Regions from separate parts of the Mus musculus genome. Here regions 2 and 3 are each linked to region 1. The links are chromatin loops, found by intact Hi-C in ENCODE. Cell type or tissue: left cerebral cortex. All regions are shown on one strand.

Region 1 (8,000 bases):
CTAAAAATTGTCAGTCCTGGTGTTAAAAGACTCAACTGGCTTATCGTGATAGATGTTTGTAGTTCCATTACCTAATAAGAGGATGGGAAGGAATTGACACGGGAAAATTAGGAAAATTCAAGGCCATCCTCTGCTACATCATGAGTTTGAGGCCACCAGGGACTTTATAAGACCTTGTATCTCCTTCTTCTCCTTCTCCTCCTCTTCCTCTTCCTCCTCCTTCTTCTCTTCTTCCTCTTCTTCATCATCACAATCATCATCATGATTATCGTTATCAAATATAATAATAATAATAAATCCCAAAGAAAGTCTAGACAATGTATTATGTTCAGAGAATATATGATATATGTAGATGTATATAATGATATAAATGGGTTATTAGTTTCCCTATACTACATTATATAGTCCATGAAATTTAGTGGGGAAAGGAGGATTTCAACAACTTGAGTCAAGATGAATCATAGGTCTAAAGTCTAAAGCTGGATGTTTTGTAAGCAAACATATGGGGAAAATTATTACATCATATGGTCTGCTAAGAGAATCCTTGTATATGACCCCCTAAACCTGATGTATACATGTAACATTGAATTTAGTCAAAGATTGAGAATTTTTCCAGCAAAACTAATGACAAAAGAACAAAGACAAGTCAAACTACTACAAAAACATTTTTAGAATATGTAGATGCCAAACAGGCTTGCATCCAGCATATATAAAGTGTTCGCCATCTAACAATATGGAAACAACAAGATTCTAAAACATGTCACAAATTTAAATAGCTACTTCAACTACCTTATATGTGTAGGTACATATGTATATGAATGCAGTAGCAAACAGGCACATGATAAGACAGTCTCATTAGTCATTAGGGCAACACAAATCAAATCCAAGTTATTCATAACCCTAATTTTGAATGCTAAAGTTTCGATTAACATATAACATTATAAATGCTAGTTAGAACTCAGAGTCACCTCAGTAACTGAGGAAAGTGTTCAACAGTACACTGTAAGATCTCTCAAACATGGCTCTTCAATATGACCAGTTATCTCACAGGAAGGTATGCATCCAAACAAATGAAAACTGATATTGACACAGAAGCACTATGCAAATGAACTGCGGCAGCTTACCTGTAACCCATGACAGCTGGGAACTACTGAGATGAACTTTCGGTAGTCAAGGGATGAACAATGAAGAGGAAACTCAGTCAAAGGACAAAACAAGTTGTTGATCTGTGCAACACACATTAGACACTAAGTTTAAAAAGAGAGACTCAAAAGCTGAATATGGTGAACCTGTTAACACAAAATCTTGGAAAAGGTGAAATTATAGGGAGGAAGATGAGGTCAGTGGATGACAGAGTTCAGACAGAAAGAGTTACAGTAAATAGGGCAGTTGGAACATTTGGGAAGAGCTCTACACAGTTGGGTAGATTTGTAAAAGTATCTTTACTCAAAATGAGTGAACATCATTATATGTAAATTAAGAAATTTAAATTAGTGTTAAATTAGAAAATTAAGAATTTAAGTTAGTGTTAAATTAACTTAAGATTTACACATTTTAAATTAAATAATTGATGCAAGTAAGGAGACCGAGGATGGAGGATTTTGGGTTTGAGGCAACCTGGGATACATAATTAGTTACAGGCCAACCTGGGCTACAGAGTGTGAGACCTTTTATCAAGAAGAAGATGAAAAAGAAGAGGTAGAAGAGAGGGCAAATGTGCATACAAAAGCAGTTTTCCTTTATAATAATTTTCATTAGTAAGGGGTTTTGAGTCGTCTGTCTGATTTATAACAAACCTATAAAATAGGTTCATTTACCCCCAAATTACAAATGATGAAACCCAGATTCAGCAAAGACACAAACACTTATTGTCCTTGTAACTAGGAAGAGGCTGGGCATTGAGAGTCTTCTGGCTATAAGGGCTGAGTTCCATGATGAGCTTGTTCACAGACAGCAACACAAACACTCCATATATATATATATATCCACAAGCACACACTGCAAAGATACTTGTAAATTCAGACCCACATGTGAGACTCTGCCACTAACAGCAATATTCAAATGTGCAGAATGGAAATTGTGTTGTTTTGATCATTATCCTATTTAGCATATATAAAGTGCCATGAGTTGCAGACCCTGTTTCCTTGGAAATTGCTGTTTCTAGGAAATAGCAATTATGTTGCAGAGGATACCATTCCAAACTGCAGCAAGTGAAATGCACATGATCCCTGCCCTCATTACGTTTCTGGTCCAGCAAGCCTATTTAAAGCACAATAAAAAAAATGTGGAGAGATGCATACATAGTCATGAGGTCTATGAAGGTGAAATCAACTAAGGCCAGGAGACTGAGTAAGAGAAGGGTCTGTGTGAGACTTAGACCTCCTGAGGTGGCGTGTTAGATGGAGAGATCTGACTGAAACGAAAGGTCGTGGGGAGCATTAGAGAGGTCTAGGAAGGTTTCCCAGTCTATAAAAATGGCTAACACGTGTGCCAGAATACTGGGCATATTTACAGTGTGGCTGGGTGAGCTGGCAGAGCTGAGAGGGGAAGACGCGTTGTAACGGCATATCCCTGTAGCTGGCTTCTAATTTTCCCATGTACATTTATCTCTCTGGGTAGCCTCAAATTCTTTATAGAGTCATCCCTTGTGCTTCCTTTATTTAGCCTCACTGCTTCTGACCTTGACACTGCACTGGGCATGGAGCAGATTCTGAACAAAGTCGTGATGGGTGAAGATGTTAGAGTAGCGCAGTAGAAGAAGCAGCTGCAGGCCAGTAAGTCCATAACAGGAGAGCCACGATTTCCCAGAGTACTTCATATTTGTCCTGGTTTGCTTTCTGTCATGGTGATACACATCCAAACCAAAAGCAACTTCCAGGCCCATCATCTGTGGAAACCAGGGCAGGAGCTTGAGGCAGGAATGTGGAGGCAGGAACTGAAGCAGAGACTACAGGGACCTGCTTACTGGCTTGCTCTCCATGACCTGCTCGGCTTGCTTTCTTTTAGCTGCCCAGGGGAGTCACTGCCCATGATGGGCTGGACTTCCACATCCACTTTTAATAAAGAAAATGTCCCCATAAACATGCCCATGTGCCAAACTGACAGAGATAATTCCTTGATGGAGGTTCCCTCTTTGCAGATGTTTCTAGATTCTGTTAAGTTGTCAAAAACCAACCAATCATATATTACTCTTAGGTCTAATAGAGAGTTCTGCTAAGGGCAATGCCCTCAGTTGACCATGGTGGCACTCAGCATCAACTACCCAGGGTTGATCCAGTGCCCATTCAGGGCTAATGCTCCACTGTGACACTCAGGCCACAAAGTATCCCATGTCCTCAAGGTGCCCAGGCCCCTTAGAGACACTAGTAGTTCTTTAAGGAGACTATTAGGAAGGTGTTTTTCCTACAAAGTGTTCTGTAGGACCATGGCTTTCCACTTGGGCAAAGATGTTATTACTCCACTGTGGGCTTCTGACATGACACAGGGACAGTGGAGACTCACCCGGCACTGAGTCACTTTGTCCTCAGAGGATTTCCACATACCACTCTAGAAGCTCGGATACTTTCTTGTATGAACAAAATCATAGATAGGAGTTAAGCAAAATCAACTAGGCTTTTGAAATGGTTTGCTTCTGCCCTAGGACTTTACAGAGCCTTAAGCATCCTAAAATGGCAATATTCCTTTGTAAAATGCTTACAGAATGCATAGTGGATTGGTGTCCTTGATGACTTAGCAAAATGTACTCTACACACATCTCTGTTAGCTTCACGACTGTATATTGCCTAATTAGCTGCAATTGAATTTTTTTAGACAATAAGCAAAATTATAACCTAGGTTTGCCATATGGGAAGCTTTCCCTACTCCCAAACATTTCTCCTGTTTTCCTTATCCTGTATCTCTTTTCCTCTCCACTCCTCTCCTCTCCTCTCCTCTCCTCTCCTCTCCTCTCCTCTCATCTCCTTATCACCTTCCCCATTTCCTAATCCCTCCTCACTTATTCTCTATATTATACAAGAACATCTTGAATAAAATAAACTCAGAAAGCAAATAGAAACTTAGCAGTGATCATTTTTAACTGGCTATAGAGCTCTTGGAAGGAAAAACTATGAAAAAATGATATCTTAAAGACATAAATAACACATAATTATTGACTTAAGTGCTCTGTGAATGCCAAATGAAGATATATTATATGTGTCTATGAATTTATCTCTGAAAATATATTACACATATCTCTGAATGAATGTGCTCACTAGGCATTGAGCACAGTGCTGCTGTGATGCGCTGCAGTACACTAGGGGGAGCCATTCATCGGGATTCTGTGTAACCATCCTCTGGAGTACAAACTTAGAATGCTGCAGTAGATACAGCCAAGGAAGCAGATGACAACTGAGGATCTTAACAGGGCATGGTTAACTCAGGAAAGACGCTAGACCAGCACGCACCCAGAACACACATTTTTCCTGTAAGTAACAGAGTAGGCAGGTGGGATGACTCCCATCTACCTCTACAGCACTGTCTGTACTCAGTTCCGAACAGACTACCAAGTTATGAGAGAAGAGGCAGCAAGAAAATCAAGGCAGGCGGTCGGCTCGGTGCCACCTCTCAAAGAAGACAGAGCCACCTGCGCACAGCAAGATTCCAGGAAAAGCCAGAGTGCCCTGGAGCCTGTTCCTAGAGACCAGCAGTCACTGGGTGTGTTCGTGCTGTAGGATCCTGGTGGGAAGGAGCTGCCCCTGGATGCCAACAGGAAGGAAGAAATCCAGGCTGGCAGAAGGCTTGTGTAATGCTTTAACCTCCATTGCTTCCAAAGGCTCAGAAGTCATCTGGCTAATTCTGCAGTGAGTGGATGAATTGATTCTAGCCAAGCAGCTGAAAAATCCCCGAGTGATCCTGGAAGTCACTTTCTTGTAGCCAACAGCACAGAGAATGACTCTCGAGTTTAAACAGCAAGAATGTATTAACTTACACTGCTTTGGGAGTTGGCGCATTCAGCCAGGAGGTTTTCATCCTTTGCTGATGACAGTCTCTAGGGCTAGGCTTCTCTTGGGAACTTTTCCATTTGTAATGCCCAGAGCCTGGGCTGGGAAGAAGTACACATCTGAGGCTGGTATCCTGAGGATGGCTGGTACCTCTCGCTGCCACAGTGGGGTCTCTCCTTCTGCACCTCCTGGCATGGTGACCAACTGGATCCAAAAGTGCTTGTCTCAGGTGGAATTGCCAGTTTCTTTTGTGATTAGCTGCTCTGGGACCAGGAGGCTGGTCACCGTGTTATTTCCAGCACTCATTCCTGGGGGCAGAGAGAAGTATTGCCTGGGATCCTGGAAGCAAGCCCAAACCCCTCAGAATCAAAGGATATGTAGGTTGTTTGGAGAGTCCAGCGGGCCTAAGTTTCTCATCGGTTAAGTGCAGCTGATAACTTGCAATGGAGTTCCGTGGAGCATGGGGGCATAGCTGGGCTGATGAGGCAGATGGAGTCACCTGGTGAACACTGGCATTCTGCCCAAACAGAATATGGAGGAAGACTAACTTGCAGCTGGCACTATATGCCTTACTGCTTTGAGCCTGAAAGTCACAGTTTCTCATTCACAGGGCACTACAGAACAGATAACCACCCAAACAGTAAAAAAGAGTATTTTCCCCCCTTTAGAGTAGCATTAAAGTCATTTTGAATGAGACAGGAATATTGCCAGTCAGTAGTTTTGCTTTTGATCCAAATCAAGTGCTTAGACCTGTCACTCAATCTCCGTCCAGCAGGCTCAGTCAAGAGCGGTAGTGAGTTAGTTGCCATTGGCGTAGTTACCAGAAACCATTCCATTTGTGTAAGATGGATAAACATCTTGTTTTATACTCTTTTCAGTAGTCATACAGTTACGTTCATCAACTCTTGGTTTAGAAACATTAAAAAGACAGCTGTATGAGCCCACCCACTCAGGAAAACATCAGGTGCTCAAGTACAGGAGTGTTTGGAGTGAGACTGGACTTTGGAAAGGGCCTGGAACCAAAGACTAGTGGCACATGGCATTTTCTGACTGGGACATTTTGTCCCCCCTCCTTCCTTCCTTTCCCCTCCCTCTTTCCCTTACTCTTCTCTCAGTGTGCTGTACACCTCCTCTGGTGTCATGCCGCCCCTACCACGTTCCTTTTCTGAGTTGGAGCTCCGCCCTTGCCTAACTCAATGCTCGCCCAGTACAACAGTACTATCCATCACAGACTTGGGATTCATGGTGAGGGCTATCTTCAACAATTCATTGCCGAGTTAGGGCAGAGCATGGCTTTCTTCATATTTGCCCTCAAAATCACACCTGTTGCCCAACCCCTAGTAGGCCCTGAAGTTCCAAATCAATGTTGTTGTTGTTTTTAATCCTCAAATTCCCCAACCAACAAGGCCTTGAGAATGTTGAGATAATTAATTGATATATTAGTATGAACTTATATCTCTTATGGCCATTGTGATCATTTGGAATCTAGCCAAAGGAAACATACTGATGTTTCAAAACTAACTTCCCCCATATAATTTCTTCTTTTTAATGAAATATCCTCAAATGCGTTCTATGTAAGAAAGGACTGGGGGAAAGAAGATATATAAGAATACTGAACTGAATCCTGAAGCCCTGGCATTTCCACACAGACATTATGTAGATCCTTTGGCTTTTGTCTAAATAACACTCATGTGTGGGTTGAATTCAGCAGTGTATCACTTAGTATCTGCAGCCCAGAGACACACACGGGATCCACGAAGCTATTCATTTGAAATGAAAAAGAACATAATTTGGGGGTGGATTTCTGGAAGAAACGTGAAGGCAAGAGGAAATAAGCACTGAGAGCAGAGCAGTCAGAGTTCACCCTTTCCAGGGCGACTGACATCCATCTCGGTTTTGCTTTTATTAAAGCTTTGCAGACTCTTCTAACTGGATGGGAATGCAAGACGTGTGTGCTTCCTCCCTTCAGGGTACCAACGAATGACTCCACTAAAGTGACGTGACTGCTGTGGCACATCTGAGGACCAAATGACCCCAGGAAGCACTTACATGTGTCCCTGGAGAAGCCCTGATTTCTTCCTTCATGATGAGTCACGTGACCTTTCAGAGACCATTCCCAGTCAAGGAATTGAATTCTTTAGCAACAATAACTCTGGGCCTTATCCTGAAGCCTGGGGTCCTCCCCAGATGCCCCAAGCTTACTCTGCAGGCATCCTAGAAACCCCCATTCCTAGTTCCCAGCCGCTACTTGGCACTACAGGCTTTGGTTTTACCACCAAGTACTGTTTTAAAAATCTGTTTTCAGGAAGGCTGGAAGACTGACATGCACTGCTGATGTCTTGTTTTGTGTGTCTTCCAACTACGTTTCCAACTTGGTTATATAAATATCCCCCATTCACGTTTATTTTCCAAGCCAGTGGCTTCCTAGCCATGATGGTGTCACAACACACTGGCGTGCTGCTATGGGCTGTGAGCAATGGAAAAGTCATTTGTTACTAACAATAGAATGTCAGTCTGCCAGGGGCTTAGTTATACGTATATAAATTAAAGGGAAGTCAACTTAATCCCCATAAAATGCCACACTCTGTTGCTCTGTACATACTTCTGAAAGCCTATGATTGGAATGACGGCCACATTTCCAAAGAAGTAATTTTGAGGTTTTAAGAGAAAGTACAAAACACAGTGCCTGGCCTTTCATGTACACTGTAACAGCAAATGCAGTAGTATTAGGGCAGAGTAGGAGAGACCTGCTTGAGTCTACTCTTGACCTGCTGTGTAACCTTGAATGAGTTACTCAGTGTCTCTGTGTCCTTCTGCTACGATACTGGGAATGACAGCACGCACCTTGCACAATGCAGTGAGAATTACACATGCTCATGTTTGGCAAGGACTGAAACAGTGCCAGTACCTTTGAGTGTTCCCATTTAGAACACTGAGGTTTCCCCCTTGCTTTTGCCCTGCTGTCTGACCAGTCTGCCTTTGGGTGGGAAGAGCAAACTCGCCTTTACTGTGATGAGTAAC
Region 2 (8,000 bases), 1.1 Mb after region 1:
ACTATCTTAGGCTGGTTGATGTTTGGGAAACTCAGAGAAGAGGTCAAGAGAAGTGAGAGGCAGCCATGGTCAAGTGGGTCAGCTACCATGAGACTACTAAATGATTCATCTACACTTTAACCCTTAAAATTCTGCCCTCATTGTTGAATCTGAGTTTCAAAGAAGCATCCAGGCTTGGTAACAATGGAGAGGTGGCCTATCTATATCACATTATGCATCAAAAAAATCTGATCCAGGTAACAGAGGTCCACATTCTCCTGAAGGCTATATGGACACTTAAACACACTTGGGCTTACCTGTCCACAAGAGGGAAATGGCACTGTAATATGTAAAGAGAGGCTACTGGATCCAATGACTTGGACCAAGGTGTGAGTTGTTTTATTGGGTTAAAGAAAGAATAGAAAAGCTTGCAGAGCCAACACAGGAAGAAATTTCTATTTCTATTTCTATTTCCAGATCATTCCTGTGTGGGCCAGCTACAGTTTGGCACCACTGTCGCATTTGTCCACTGTGACACAAATTCTGACCAGAATATTATGACTGCTGGGGTTGGCAGGACAGCACTCCAAGTCTGAGCTGCTCTGTAGTGTGTGAACAAAGCCATAGAGCACTGAGGATGGGAGTCTAGCTGGCTTTTCTTGTTACCGATACAAAAGAGATCTGGGGCCCAGCCTCATCCCTCCCCTCCTCCACTTTACCCCAGGTTAGACCTTTGGCTGACTCCTAAGTGAAAGACTCCTAGTGAAGTCTATGCTTATCGAAGGAAGAAAGCAAGACACATAGACTAAAGCAGACAGTCTTCACTGAAAAGGAGAGGGGGAGGAGAGGGGGGGAGGGGAGGGAGAGAGAGAGAGAGAGAGAGAGAGAGAGAGAGAGAGAGAGAGAGAGAGAGAGAACACGAAGACTAAATATCAAACTCTAAACAATCTGTTGTGGCAGAAAGCCAGTGCAATTGAGAAGTTGTGGACAGATTCCATTGGGTGTGTCAAGGGCAGCCAGAAGGCCTTCCTGTTGCAAGATACATGAGATGGACCTTGAGCATCTGTGGAATTTTCTTGGTTACAGAACCAAGCAAATTGGGAAATTACAGAAAAGGGAGGGGCTGTGGGGTAGGGTTTCCAGATCTTCATATCCTAGACTGGACAGTCAGTCACATGGTCAACTTCTCAACACACACGGATAGACATACAAAAAAGAAGTCTCACTGGACAATTGTGTGGCCTAGAAGAACAGTCTGCACACCATCTGACTCTGACACTTCTTTCTTCTTGGCATCCAGTCCTCTAGAGATCACGTCTGTCTACTGAAATGACACAGAATGAACCCTGGTGTGCCAGGCTACAATGACCCTTCCGTTCCTTCCAAGGTAACCACAAGTTTACAAGGTTACATTCCTGCCTTCGGAGTCCTTCCTTCCTTGAAGTCTGCCCCCACTCCGGCCTTGGGAACAGTGAATGTGCAACAACTAAGTTAACAAAAGCCTTACCAAGCCATCTCGATAGAGAGGTATTTACAGTGAATGCCTGCTGTAATTGCCGGACTTTTATACACGATATACTATACTGCTCATCAGGACCTTTTAAAAAAGAAAACTACTTAAGACTACAGATACTGGGAAATTCTCATCTATTTACTACCTAGCCCACATTGTGGCAGAACTCTCAATCCTCCTGCCTCAGTCTATTTTGTGCTGGGAATACAGGACATGCACGACTGCACTTCACACAAATTGATTTTTTAATCATTATAACATTGCCTGAGAGATAAATGGCATTGCCTGAATAGCAGAAGCAGGAAAAGCACAAGAAACCCAGCACAGGCCATTATCCTCTGAGCTTCTTTGGAAGCTGATATTTTTGTGGACTAACATAGGTCTCTGTGATTACAGAGATTTATTTTAAAGGTAACAGTGCTTACTGTGGTTTTAACTTCTATAATTAATTGAAGTGGTCATATGAAATAATGGGTTTCTTTATTAAGCTTTCATATATGTATATCATTGCACTCTGATCCTCTGCATACACATCCACGACCTGGCCTCATTCTCCATCCCCATTCTGCACATGGGAACACATGGCATGTGTCTGTTTGCCCTTCTGTTACCTTCTCTTGTCCCTTCTTCCTTTTGATAGCTTCCTTGTTCTATATAGCACCTTCTACTTTTATACAAGGATATGAATATTAAAAGAAGTCCTACATGTGTCTATCCAGCAGAGTTGTGATTTTTAACAGCTATCATGCTTATTCTGGTACCTAAAAGGCATCCCTTCTTCATAACGTCATATATCAGACCACATGTGCCTATTAAGACACTGGTCCCCAGAGTTAATGCTGGCACAAGTTTCATTTTTATGGCAATCTTAGGCTATGATGTCAAAGATGCTCTGACTAAAATTTTTGAGACAAGGGGTGCTTGAGATTTCAAATCTTTCCAAAATATATACATATACAGACACAACCACATACATACATTATTCTTGGACACAAAAGGCACGTCTAAAACCCAAATTAATTCTATTTTACATATACCTTGCATACACAGCTACAGTTGCATCCCCTTAGTGTACTTGTAGTTTAATTGAAACCCATCCCATTGCAGTGAGGTGCAGAGTTTGTGGAACTTTCTACTTGAGGCATCACATTGATGCTCAGAAGGTTCCGAGTTGGACACATGCTCTTCCTGTAAAAACTGTCATGCTGTCAGGCATACCCCCTTAGCTATGGAGAGCAAACGGCTGTTGCAGGTGGGGACATCATCTTCTTGAATGGTATAGCCACTGAGGACCAGTTGGGAAGAATAAAGGGTTCAAAAGGAAAGGGTGGGATTGCCAGTGAATAAAAGGGGTTGAATGCAATTATAATGGTGTGTATATATGTGCAGCTGCCAAACAAATATTTAAAAAGAAAGAAATACCCCTGGGGAAATGAGTTGTCCTTCCTCAACTCTGAGGTATGGCTGGACCAGGAAGAGCTGACAGTGATTGCAGGCATTTGCTGGGCTCTTTCTCCTTAAGAGTTAATCCACCATGTCTCTTTGAGCTGCTCTTGGCAGAGCCTGGCATATCTTGCTAAAGGAGGGTCTCCCTCACCAGCCAAGGACAAGGAAACCTAGTCACTACCCCCCTCTAGTGGCTACAAATTAAGAGTGCCTGCTAGCAGTAAATTTTTATTCCAACATTTGCTTCTAAATCAGAAGTCTCACTCTTTTTGGAGGGTATATGATAAAGGACCACATAAAAATGGCTGTCTGGCAGAAAAATCAATCACTTTTCTCTAAAATTCGTGGTCTATCCATCACTGTCACACTCACTGTAGAACAATTGGAGGGCCAGTCAACTAAAGCCCTGTAATCTAAGGTTCTGCCCCGGGTACCTGCCAAGAAGGCTGGGAGCCTGGAATCTCACAGGCTCACTCCTCCAGAGGACAGAGCAAGGGCTGTATGTGTGGGAGAAGCCTAGACTCTATCTTTTAAACAAATTTCCTTTTGCCAAGGCATTGAGCTTTATGTGTTTTGGCTTGAAAACCAAACAACAAAAATCCTTAACTCCAACCTGCCTAACGTGAGAGAAACTTCCTCCATCACAGAGGGAATGAAAGCCAGAGCAGGGACACTACTCCCGTATACATAGCACAACACTCTGGCCACTGTGTGGAAATGGTTCTCTACCTAGGTCTCTTAGCTCTGCCCACTAAAGTAACTCACTTCTGACCCTACATATCATCATGGCTATTAGGATGTATCAAGATGGACAGCAAAAGGGAAGTGCTCCACAGCCCCAAATATGTGGGGGGAGGTGGGGAAGGAGCAGAAACCTGTCCAGCAGAACCCCCTTCCTGGGAGGGTTGCACAGCTTTCCTGCTCTCCCACTGGGCCACCTTCTTATACCCAGCAATTTGGAAGCATTCACGTCCTGACTGCTTGAGATTTTACAGAGACTTCATTGCATAGGTGTGAATCTTTGCATGCTTGCCACCGATGCTCAACTCACAGTCTCTCTCATCTCCCTGGGGACCTTCTGACATAGCAAGGAGAGAGACAGGCCAGGAGACAGGTAAGAGTTCTTGGCTCAAAATGTAAGAGAATACTTGGTCTTAGATTCCAGAAGGTGGTAGGCAAGTATTTGAGAGCAAGTGCCTTCTTGTTCTTGGGGATGAGGAGAGACCAGCAGCACCTGTAGTTCTTCCTATAGAGCTGTCTCTTGGAAGAGCAGCACGTGTGGATACAAGTTTCTCAATTGTACGTATGTGTATTTGTGGGAGTGGAGTCTGATAAGCATGGATCAAGAGGATCATAAGAAAGGAACAAGAGGCTTGGATGATTTGAAAAGGAAATACTGAAGATGGAGGAATACAGGCAGGGAGATGGGAGTGGGGACACAGTCAAGTATGTATGGAGATTCCATCAGGAGCTCAGTCAGTAAAGGTTTGGCCTTACAAGCATAGGCCTGTGCTCATCCCTGAATTCATTCCCCAGGACTCATAAAACTCTCAGCATGGTCGATATTTCTTATGCTCTCAGTGTGCGAGCACACACACACACATACACACACACACACACACACACACACACACACGCACATAAAATTTTAATGTCATGGGCAAATCTGTTATTTTATATGCTAATTAAAAATAAAATAAATAAATATTAAAAAACAAAGATGCTTTTTTTGTGAAAAGTTGGGTAAAAGACACACTGGTTTCTCTCTACTTTTTCATACAACTAAATATGGGTCTACAGTTGTCTCAAATAAAACAGAAGAAGAAAGAAAGAAAACTTGAGTGTGACCCAAAGAAACAAAGAGAAAATAAATATCTATTGTTGTACATTATATACTTAGAAGCACAATTTGTTACCATAGTAAAGAAGGAAGTAAAGACATCTATGTGCCTAATGCTTGACAAACTCCATTTTGGGTTTGTAGCTGACATAAATAGCCAGGAAGTGTGGTAGGACGCAAGTTTCCTTGCTGAAACTGTAAGTCAGAATGGTGACCACCTTTGGAGTAAGGAATAGGCAGGTAGATAGATAGGTAGACAGATAGATGGATAGATGCATAGATAGATAGATAGATAGATAGATAGATAGATAGATAGATAGATAGATAGACCAACTAAACCAGTTGTGTGCTCTTGGGCACAATATCTTCCCTCCCAGGAAATCATTTACTCTGAGTTCCATAGACAAGTAAGTATATAACAAGATATATTGTCTATGCTGCTAATCTCTAATGAAAAGAAACAAAAAGAGCCATAGCTATTATTAGAAAGGTGTAGGTGAGAGACAAGACAAGGCAGAAACCACTTGCCATTGCCCCAGCTGAATCTGCATCATGGGCAGACGAGATGGAACATGGTCGTGTCTTTTTTGTGGTTCCAGAGTGCTGCTCCTCTGCCCCACTCTCTGGGGAGTCCCGAGGTTGGCTTCTTGTATCACAGCAGAACTCTCACCGTCCAAAAGCAGTGGGGTGTTCCCAAGGGCCAAGGGAGTGAGGGAGAGGAAAGATACAGAAGGCATGCAGTATCCCAGACCACACCCCAGCCACATGCAGTAGCTGCCACCCACTTCTGCTTCAAAGGGCTGGTCCTCCCATAGGCCTTTCTCACATTAAGCAGTGGCTGGCTGCCAAGCCCCACAACCCGCAGAAGCACAAATCCTCCACCATGTGCCTTAATAATAGGGCAGCAGCAGCGGTGGCTGTTCCCAGAGGATGTGGTGCTGGGATGAGCTTTTTCAGATGCTGGGAGACTTTCATCAAGACTTCAGTGTCTTTTGGCTCAAAAATAAAACATCATTCATATCCATTCACTGCACAAGGAAGGGCCTTTCACACCCTTGCTTTGGACAGCCATGGATGCTCCAGGGTAACCAGTCAGCTGGACCAAAAGGAGCTGCTCATCCCAGGACCTGTCCCCACCCAACCCACGGTGCTGAAGCAGTCATTCTCAACTCAAAGTAAAGGAGTTCATCCACTACAGGCTCAAAAGGCAAACCAGACATTACAACCCACTGTCCCCAGGCCAGCCTCTTAGATAGGTCCCAAAAGGGTAGAAAGAAAATCCTGTTTTCAGAAGCAACTAGGAGAGGTCTGAAAGTCTTCACAACTCTTGCCTAAAACTGCATCGATGTTGTCTACATTCCACTGCTAATAAGTGGCAAAATGAGCATTCAAAATCTAGTTCAAAACTCCCTTCTCTGCATTATTATATTATTCTTTTAGTGCCTCTGGTTAAAACCTGTCCTCTCTTCAACAACAGCCCAATAGAGTCCTCAAAGAAGGCTTCTGGAATAACCTTACCAGATGAGGTGACCCCAAGGCTGCCTCTGACAACCCTGCATGCCTCTTATCATACTTGCAACTGTGTCCTCATGTGATTGGTCTCACTTGAGCCCCAGGTCAGACAAGCCTTGCTCACCAAGTTCCCTAGCCCTGTGCAGTCCCTGGTTTAGAGTGGATACTCACAACCTATCCCCTGAATGCATTATTCACACCCACTGTTAATAAGTGGTAAAGTAAGGATTGAGGAGAAGTACAGGAAGAGATGCTGATGCTAAAGAGGTGAGGAAATAGGATGGCTGGCTAAGTAGTGGTCATGGGGACTGAAGAAGAAGAGGGGAAAGGCCATAATAGGAGAAAAATCACCATTCTGCTAGTGGCTAGGGTCAAACTCAAAAGAAAGTAAAAGAAGAGAAAGAGAAGCATAAAAAATTCCTGTGCAATGGATATGAGAATTTGCTTCTGCAGAGGAGAGTGTGACAGTCAAGACCAACATCTCCATCAGTAGTTCAAGAAGGAATAAAAAAGCCCCGTGTAAATTTCCATCAATTGAGCAAAAGTGAATGAGATTTGCAGATGTCTACAGCTGAGGAAAGCCTGAAGATGTGATGGCTCTAGAGAATGAGAATGCAACTCCTCCCCAGCAACCCTCTCTCCTTCCTAGGAACCCAAAGGAAACAAACTAAAATGATAGAATAAAGTTTCCCTAACTCATATGAGACAATAATAACACGGCTACTCTTCTGGTCTTCAGTTTTAAGCTCTAACACTCACAAAGGTTACATTTTTCCGACAAGCAAAAAATGTAAAATTTAGAGAGGCTTTTCCAACGAGATTGAGGTTGATCTTTTTTTTTTTTTTTAGGTATTTTCCTCATTTACATTTCCAATGCTATCCCAAAAGTCCCCCATACCCTCCCCCCTACTCCCCTACCCACTCACTCCCACTTTTTGGCCCTAGCGTTCCCCTGTACTGGGGCATATAAAGTTTGCAAGTCCAATGGGCCTCTCTTTCCAGTGATGGCCGACTAGGCCATCTTTTGATACATATGCAGCTAGAGTCAAGAGCTCGGGGGTACTGGTTAGTTCATAATGTTGTTCCACCTATAGGGTTGCAGATCCCTTTAGCTCCTTGGGTACTTTCTCTAGCTCCTCCATTGGGAGCCCTGTGATCCATCCAATAGCTGACTGTGAGCATCCACTTCTGTGTTTGCTAGGCCCCGGCATAGTTTTATTTTTCTTCCTCAGTGTCCTTAATAATTCTTCTAAAGTGAAGGTCTCAACAACAATGAGCATGGAAACACATCTTTGTTCAGGGTGCTTGGGATTCATCAGAGGCTGGTGACAGGTATAGAATCGCAGTCTCAGCAGACCTTAAGGAAGGAACACTGACTCTCTGCAGCAGTCCTGCCGCTAACACTCCTGACAGATGGTCACCTGTCATCTGTGTCACCTGTCACCTGTGTCATCTGTCTGAGATGGGAGCTCGGTGTCTTTTTAGGAATCTCATTCCCGTGATCGACAATTACCACATCCAGCTCTCAGGAAGACTCCTCATATTTCCATATTTTAAATAAAAGTGTTCTGCAGCTCCCACCCATTTGTTCCGATTCTACCTTATGTTGCATTATAGAATTCTATTCCCGTTCACATTCCATATGACATCTTCCTCAAATACATGACATAAAATAAAAATGTCCCATTTAGAAGTGAAACTTTCGGGATA
Region 3 (8,000 bases), 400 kb after region 1:
TTAGCCAAAGTGTTCCACAGTGACACCTGCAGCATTCCTAACAGAAATCTGCTCCCTGGAACCTTCATTGTGGAGCCCTAGTGGCTCCTCAGGAGTGGTAATTTCAAGTCAGTCTTTTATATAGAAGTATCTACATATTGTGTAAGTTCCTTTGTGATTGGGTTACCTCACTCAGGATGATGCCCTCCAGGTCCATCCATTTGCCTAGAAATTTCATAAATTCATTCTTTTTAATAGCTGAGTAGTACTCTATTGTGTAAATGTACCACATTTTCTGCATCCATTCCTCTGTTGAGGGGCATCTGGGTTCTTTCCAGCTTCTGGCTATTATAAATAAGGCTGCTATGAACATAGTGGAGCATATGTCCTTCTTAATGGTTGGGACACAATATGTACTCACTGATAAGTGGATATTAGCCCAGAAACTTAGGATACCCAAGATATAAGACACAATTTGCTAAAAGCATGAAAATCAAGAAGAATGAAGACCAAAGTGTGGACACTTTGCCCCTTCTTAGAACTGGGAACAAAACACCCATGGAAGGAGTTACAGAGACAAAGTTTGGAGCTGTGACGAAAGGATGGACCATCTAGAGACTGCCATATCTGGGGATCCATCCCATAATCAGCTTCCAAACACTGACACCATTGCACACACTAGCAAGATTTTGCTGAAAGGACCCAGATAGAGCTCTCTCTTGTGAGACTATGCCGGGGCCTAGCAAACACAGAAGTGGATGCTCACAGTCAGCTATTGGATGGATCACAGGGCTCCCAATGGAGGAGCTAGAGAAAGTACCCAAGGAGCTAAAGGGATCTGCAACCCTATAGGTGTAACAACATTCTGAACTAACTAGTACCCATGAGCTCTTGACTCTAGCTGCATATGTATCAAAAGATGGCTTAGTCTGCCATCACTGGAAAGAGAGGCCCATTGGACTTGCAAACTTTATATGCCCCAGTACAGGGGAATGCCAGGGCCAAAAATGGGAGTGGGTGGGTAGGGGAATGGGTGGGAGGGTGTATTAGTCAGGGTTCTCTAGAGTCACAGAACTTATGGACAGTCTCTAGATAGTAAAGGAATTTATTGATGACTTACAGTCGGCAGCCCAATTCCCAACAATGGTTCAGTCGCAGCTGTGAATGGAAGTCCAAGGATCTAGCAGTTACTCAGTCTCACGCAGCAAGCAGGCAAAGGAGCAAGAGCAAGAGCTAGACTCCCTTCTTCCAATGTCCTTATATTGTCTCCAGCAGAAGGTGTAGCCCAGATTAAAGGTGTGTTCCACCACACCTTTAATCCCAGATGAAAGGCATAGCCCAGATTAAAGGTGTGTTCCTTAAACTCGGAGATTCAATATTCTGGAATCCATAGCCACTATGGCTCAAGATCTTCAAACCAAGATCCAGATAAGGATCTCCAAGCCTCCAGATAAGGGTCACTGGTGAGCCTTCCAATTCCGGATTGTAGTTCATTCCAAATATTGTCAAGTTGACAACCAGGAATAGCCACTACAGAGGGTATGGGGGACTTTTGGGATAGCATTGGAAATGTAAATGAGGAAAATATCTAATAAAAATTTTTTTTAAAAAGTATCTACATATACTTCAAGAATTCTTTCATTTCTCCACCAGGTAATGAGCTAACTTTGTCTTCCTCCTCCTCAACCTCCTCTCCTGCTTTCTAAATTTTGGAGTGAATTTGGGACCTTAAGGATACCAGTAAACATTCTAGTGCTGAGCACATCCACAGTCCCCATTTTTTCTTTTCATTTTGATACAGGGAATCATTGAGTTTCCCCAGATGGACTGAACTGATGGTATAACACAAATGGGTCTTGAACTTGTCAATCTCCTTTCTAATTTCCCAAGTAGCCGAAATCAGAAGCCCATGGCATCATCCTTGCTCCCTATTTTCTATTGTTGGTACAGAATGTTTTGATTATATTTAAAGTCTAATGATCATTTGCAGGCAAGTCAAAACAGTAAAAGGACTCAGGCTCTCCACACTGAAACTCGATGTTACCCTTTCAGTTTAAATCTCTCTACATTCCCCTTCCTTTACACAAAGCTCCGCCTGTGGTGTGTGCAGTTAGACTCATCAGTGACAGCCAGGAATGGTCCACTGTGCACATGGTGAGTGGGCAAGCACAGTGGTGGCACCAAAGGCAGATGGTAATTTTCTGTCCATTGGGCTACTGTGGAGACCAGCTTTCTCTCTATATAAGCAGCACATTTCAGGCTGAGGCATCCTAGCTTTGAGTAAGTGTGGAGCTGAGACCTGCCCCAATGGGAGCACCCAGTGACTAAAGCTCTAATCAAGTGACTGGTTTGCTATGTCAGTGAAGTGCAAGCCATCCTTCAGGAGTGCTGGGAAGTTCGGTGGGCTGGACTTGCTTTAGTGTTTGAAATTAGATTTGCAGGCACAAAGAGCTCTGAAAGCAAATCCAGGCTTCTTCTCCTCAGGGTTTGATGGGCAGAAGCTGTGCAAATCGTCCACACAGGTCCTCCCCATCTGAGGAAATTTTCAGATGGAAAAAGTAATTTTATTGATTTCTGCGCTCTTCCTAAAAGTTTATTTTGTCAATTTATTTATGAATTTATACAGCATGTATTGTCTGCGGCGTTATTGGATATAATCTAAAGTATTGATGCTACAAGTATTGATGCTATAATAAAACATGCAGCAGGTGTGTTCAATTAAGTTTAATCTTGTCTCATTAAATATAACTTTGAAAACATTGAATGGCTGGCTAATTTTTTTCATGGTATTCACATGTGTGCGCGCGCGTGCACGCGCACACGCACACACACACACACACACACACACACACACACACACACACACAGGGTAATGTGAGGATTCGGGGAGTTGTGGAGGAAAGGGCAATGAGGAGCTGAGGAAAGGCCGATGCAGGAGTAGTACTTCCCACAGAGCTGAGTGGAGTGGTGGAGCCTGACTGAATTCAAAGGCTTTGGTTCCTATCCAGGTGAGATACATTTTAGGTGAGAAGCTCTTTGACTTTGGTTTTCTTATTGCTAGAATAATTATAAAAATAAAATCCTCCTTAGACTGACTTGATGGTTAGCAATGATGAAGATGGAGGGGTTTAGCTTAGCTTTGTATGCAGTGTCAGAGGAAGGATTACATCCTTTCTTCAATTGCTGGAGAGTTCTGAGGGTGGCAGACCTTTGCTCGTGGTGCTCACATTCTCCCTGTTCACCCCGTTATCTGAATCAATCTGATGTCCTGTCATCTAAGCTTATCAGAGTCTCTGCCCATAACCTTACATCTAATGCATCCTGATGGTGGCCAATACCATTCTTGACCTTCACAGAATATAGTTGAGGACTAAATGCCCCCTAGTGGCCACATGAAACAGGATTCCAGTCAGATGCCTCACAACTGGATTGAAACCATACTAGAATTTGCCATTTTTCTTTTTAAATTTATTTTTACATTGATTATTATTATTTATTTTTTGCATCGGAATGTGTTTGTGTGAGAGTGCGTACACACTCATGCATGCCATGGTGCATATGTTGAGATAAACAGAAAACCTTGGAAGTCAGTACTCTTTTTCTACCATGTGAGTTCCCAGATGGAACATGATACTGTTTCTTACTGAGGCCCATCTATGGGATGAATTTAGAATCTTCAATACCTAAATGTAGAGTTCTCTCAGCTCTGTGGTTGATGTCTTATAACTAATTGACTTTGAAACAGGATAACTGGCTGGTGTGGTGATGTCAGCTGCCTGAGTGATAGCCTCAGAGTAGTGCAGCTCAGCTCTGAAGAGATAAATCATAGGAGTCCATGATAAGTGTCATGTCAGCCAGAACTGACACAGGACTGACAGTGTGTGTGTGCATGTGTGTGTGTGGGTGACACTGAGTCTAGATCCCCTTGATGATCTTGACATCTGTATGGGTGTGCTGCCTAGTTGGATGTAAATCTGACACAAGCTGGAATAAATTGGGAAAAGGGAGCCTCAGTTGAGAAAATTCCTCCCCTGGATTGGGTCATGGGACAGTTTCTTGATTGATGCTTGATGTGTACCCTGCCATTTCTAGACTGGTAGTCCTAGGTCCTGGTGGTCCTAGGATGGCTGAGCAAAGCAAGAAAAAAAAAAAGCCAGCCAACAGCACTCCTCCATGGCTTAGACATCAGTTCTTGTCTCCATGTTCCCAACCTTCTTGAGTTCCTGCTCTGCTTTATTCACTAACTGATGGTTACCTGGAAGAGTGAAGTAAATAAACCCTTTCCTCCCCAAGTTGCTTTTTGGCCCTGATCTTCTATCACAGCAATAAGAGCCCAAAGACAATGGCCCACAGTAAATGTTAACTAACATATTAGATGGATTAAAGGATGACAAATACAGAGAGGTTCATTTGCAATGGGAGATTGAAACCATTTAGTCTTTCTACTTGACTCTGGGCATGTCAGGCTTTGCTGGAGTGCAAGTCATGATTTAGCTAGATGTAGTCGGAACTATCTTTCCCATAGAAGTCCTAGAATATGGAAAACAAAAGCTTGAAGTGTATTTATCAGTTGTAAAGTGAGTGGCTTCTTTGGCTCATCACATTACTACCATAGTGCATATGTAGTAGCATGCGTTTTGATCACAGACCAGGCTCTGGGCATCCCCGGGGAAGCCTTCCATGTTGACAATACTCCCATCAGAACCTGGCTGCTATAGTGTCCCTGTGTTCAGTCTTTTCCAATAAGCAAATGTGGAAGACACAAGAGGGTCTCTTGGCTTGCAAACCCTGTAGCCTGGATTCTGATGCAGCTTTGCACACAGGAAAGTTCATGCTATTCCTGCCCACTTGGTGGGTTTCTTTCACACCTCGGGCAGAGACAGTAACATTGCCTCACACTGTAATTTATGCCTTCATGTTGAAAACAATCATCTTCATTCTGATCCAAACAGTGTTCCAAGCTTGGCTTGGAAGCTGGGCTAGAGTAAGCCTAAGGTCAATTCTGATTACACATTTTGGACACTGGAGCAATGTGTGGCTGCCGCATGACAGTAATCACTAATCACAAATCACAAGTGACAGAAAGATTCAACTACCTCATCCGCTCTGCGTGAGGTTAGAGAGCTGTGCATCCTTACATTTCCTTGCTATGTTTTGTGGATGCTGTTACTTATGTGATGCTGAAAACTGATATTTCAAACGCAGGAAGGAGTAAATATCTGATACTTTTCAAGTCAGGAAATGAAATTGCAGAAAAAGACTCAATGATAAATGCATATAGCCTTGGTTCTCAGCAAGCAGCAAAGACTTTCCTTCTACTGAGAACTGTGTGGCTTTTCACCCAACTACTGAGTCCCAATTAAAGCTCTTGGTTTTTTGTTTGTTTGTTTGTTTGTTTGTTTGTTTTTGGGTTAGCTGGGAATACCAAAAGCAAAAATATGAATTCTTAATTTTATTGAGAATATAAGATATCCATATGCCTAAACGGACATTACAGTGAGACAGTCAGAGACAGATTGCAAAGGTGTGATTCCTGAAGATGCTTAATTAGACATGGGCAGTTTGCCTTTCTACTAAGCCCTGGAGATGTCTGGACAGTTACTGAAGAGTTAGCAATTTCTTGCTCAGCACTTTGTCTTATCTTTTCTCATCCAGTATTTCTTTCCAAACTCTGCCAAGTGGTCAATAGCCCACTGACTGACATGGAAACCCAGAGGTAGGACTGCCCTTATTCAGAGGGCTACCTTCAATCTTGCCTAAAGCCATCTTCTGAATACGGAGTTTTGAGAAATCTTATTTATTTATTTATTTATTTAAATATCTAAGATGACTAACCCCCCCAGCAACTCAGCTGTAATACCTTTGCAATAACAATTGGAGTATTGGCATCCCAACTGCTTTTCTGTATTCACCATCTCCAGCTGTCTTACCTAGAGCTAGCTAAGATTTCTACCTTGTATTATCTAGCTCATTTTCATATGCATACACTGTGAGAAAAAAACCCAAAATATTTTAAAGGTATGTATAAATGGGTACTTAATTCTCATTTTCTTCTTTTGGAGACTTTTAATAATTCTTTGATAGACATGTAGAACAGAGATAGAGACAGTATCTCTAAAATATCTGGTCCTATCTGGGGCTGGCAAAGCAGATTGGTGGAAGAACTTCTGGACAATGAGTGCCTGGCTGGCTGGCAGGCAGGCTGGCTAGCTGAGATAGGAGTTTAGGATAAAACTTGTTCTATGCAGTATAGCAGGACTGTGGATCAACCTATCTAGAGTAGCTGTGGCCTAAGAGTCATTCTATAAACTTCTGAGGATTGAACCAGGGGAGGTATTTACCTTGAGAAGAGACTGGGCTAATACACAGTTGTACAGAAAGAATGCTCAGAACAAAAATGGAAACTTGTCTTAGAAATAGTATAACTGTGAATATCATTCAGTTGGCTTACAGTTCGCAGGGTTATATGGGAGTCTAAACCACAGAGTTCATAGTCAAATGGTGAGGGCAAAGATTGTAAAAAAAAAAATGGCTTTCGGGAAAATGTTTATGAATGAACATCCCAAATGAGGAACTTGAAGTGAGGTTGTCATGGTTGACCAGAGCTTGCATTCTAAAAATATAGACTCACAAGGTGAGTTGAGTCTGAAGACCTGAAAAATAGTCAAGCAAAGAATTGACAGTAGGGAAGATAGGTTGAGCAAAAGGCACTTCTTGAGGAGAGATCCTGGCTGTCTAGACATGTACATGATGGGCACCAAGTAAACAAGATTGATAATGAGGAAGCAGAGCTGAATAATGAAAGACACCTCGCAAAATGGGGCATGGTCTGTCCTAGATCTTGTCTCGAGCTAGGAGAATTCTTGGAGAAAAGACTATCTGGATCTTCAGTGACACCACCATCTTCACAGGTAGCAGATTTTAAATGTGTGCTTCTTTCCACCAACTCCAGATAACCATCTAAAATATATTTCTTAGTTTAGCATCTAGGACATGTTCAATGACTGCATGCACATTTCTTGTTTGTGCAGGGAGGATTAGTCAACTGGTTTGAAGTGTTTAATCAGCAGTGCTGGGAGCCATAGACTAAGCTTAATTGAATGTGTTAATTTCCTGTTCCATATCATTTTCAGTCAGAAAGGACTTGGAGCATGGAACTATGTTCACATTATTATGAGATTCAGTGTTCTGGTTGCCAGGAAACTTTAGATTCAACCAGCAACAGAAATACCAATGTTCCTTATGCACCTCAAAGGTGGCTCTTGTGACTCTTTCTTGGCACACAAGAGGATGTCCTTATTAACACAAATGAGGTAGATTGGAAGCTTTGAAACAATTAAATTCTGAGGTTCCATTTGAATTCCCACAATGTATCAAGCCACAGCTGTGAGAAATCATCTGAAACCCTATTGTGCTTTGAGTCTATGGAGTAATTAATATTTGCTGAATAAACAAACCAAGTGTCTGCTATGAACGAAGAACTAGGATTAACATTTAAATTGCTATTTAATCTCTAGACTCTTGAGATAATAAAAACTAACATTTGGATAAATCAGGTCCAAATCTCTACAATCAAGTAGAAGTCAAGCTATTCCATCCTTCACAGCCCACATGGAATTGATTTCAGCATTTTTCCTACCACAATCCACCTGTGCTCAAATCTCCTTAATAAAATGCTGTAATCATAGCACATAGCCCTTGCCCATCCTCCTGTGTACTTTACCGCATACCTAAATTACTTATAATACTCAGTGCAATGCAAATTCTGTGTATATGGTTGTTATACTGTACTTCTTGGAAAATAATGACAAGAAACAGGTCTCTATGTGTTCAGGGCAGACCTTTGGTAACAAATTTTTAGTGTTTGAATGTGGATGCAGAATCCACAGATATGTAGGGCTAACTATAATTAGTGTAAAAAAATGAAAAGATAGATTTCTTCCTGATGAGACATGCAATTGATAAAACCAAGGCAGTAGGGATGTGTCGTTTTGTCTGGAAGGTGGTGTCTGAAGAATTCT

Evidence for each region. A loop is a pair of places that touch in the nucleus more often than their neighbours do. Peaks named below come from ENCODE experiments on the same cell type or tissue, not always from the same donor. Only the 100,000 strongest peaks of a DNase experiment are listed, where the experiment ranks them.
Region 2: a loop joins it to region 1, with 13 times the contacts of the local background. A loop is called at or near these places in 9 of 42 quality-filtered maps.
Region 3: a loop joins it to region 1, with 16 times the contacts of the local background. A loop is called at or near these places in 32 of 42 quality-filtered maps.

Annotation. Positions count from the first base shown.
Region 1 is chr9:24,513,345-24,521,344 of GRCm38, reverse strand. No RefSeq gene overlaps it. Among named protein-coding and RNA genes, the nearest start is that of Dpy19l1, 14 kb to the right of the region's middle. In left cerebral cortex, a CTCF peak has its summit at 4,289 (motif pointing right); DNase peaks (open chromatin) are centred at 4,359 and 5,376; H3K27ac peaks cover 999 bases.
Region 2 is chr9:23,458,511-23,466,510 of GRCm38, reverse strand. All of the region lies in intron 13 of Bmper (BMP-binding endothelial regulator), which reads right to left. Among named protein-coding and RNA genes, the nearest start is that of Gm39311, 120 kb to the left of the region's middle. In left cerebral cortex, a CTCF peak has its summit at 3,130 (motif pointing left); DNase peaks (open chromatin) are centred at 3,124, 3,372, 5,571 and 7,771; H3K27ac peaks cover 946 bases.
Region 3 is chr9:24,114,974-24,122,973 of GRCm38, reverse strand. The region is part of intron 2 of Npsr1 (neuropeptide S receptor 1); the gene reads right to left. Among named protein-coding and RNA genes, the nearest start is that of Npsr1, 21 kb to the right of the region's middle. In left cerebral cortex, a CTCF peak has its summit at 3,373 (motif pointing left); a DNase peak (open chromatin) is centred at 3,355.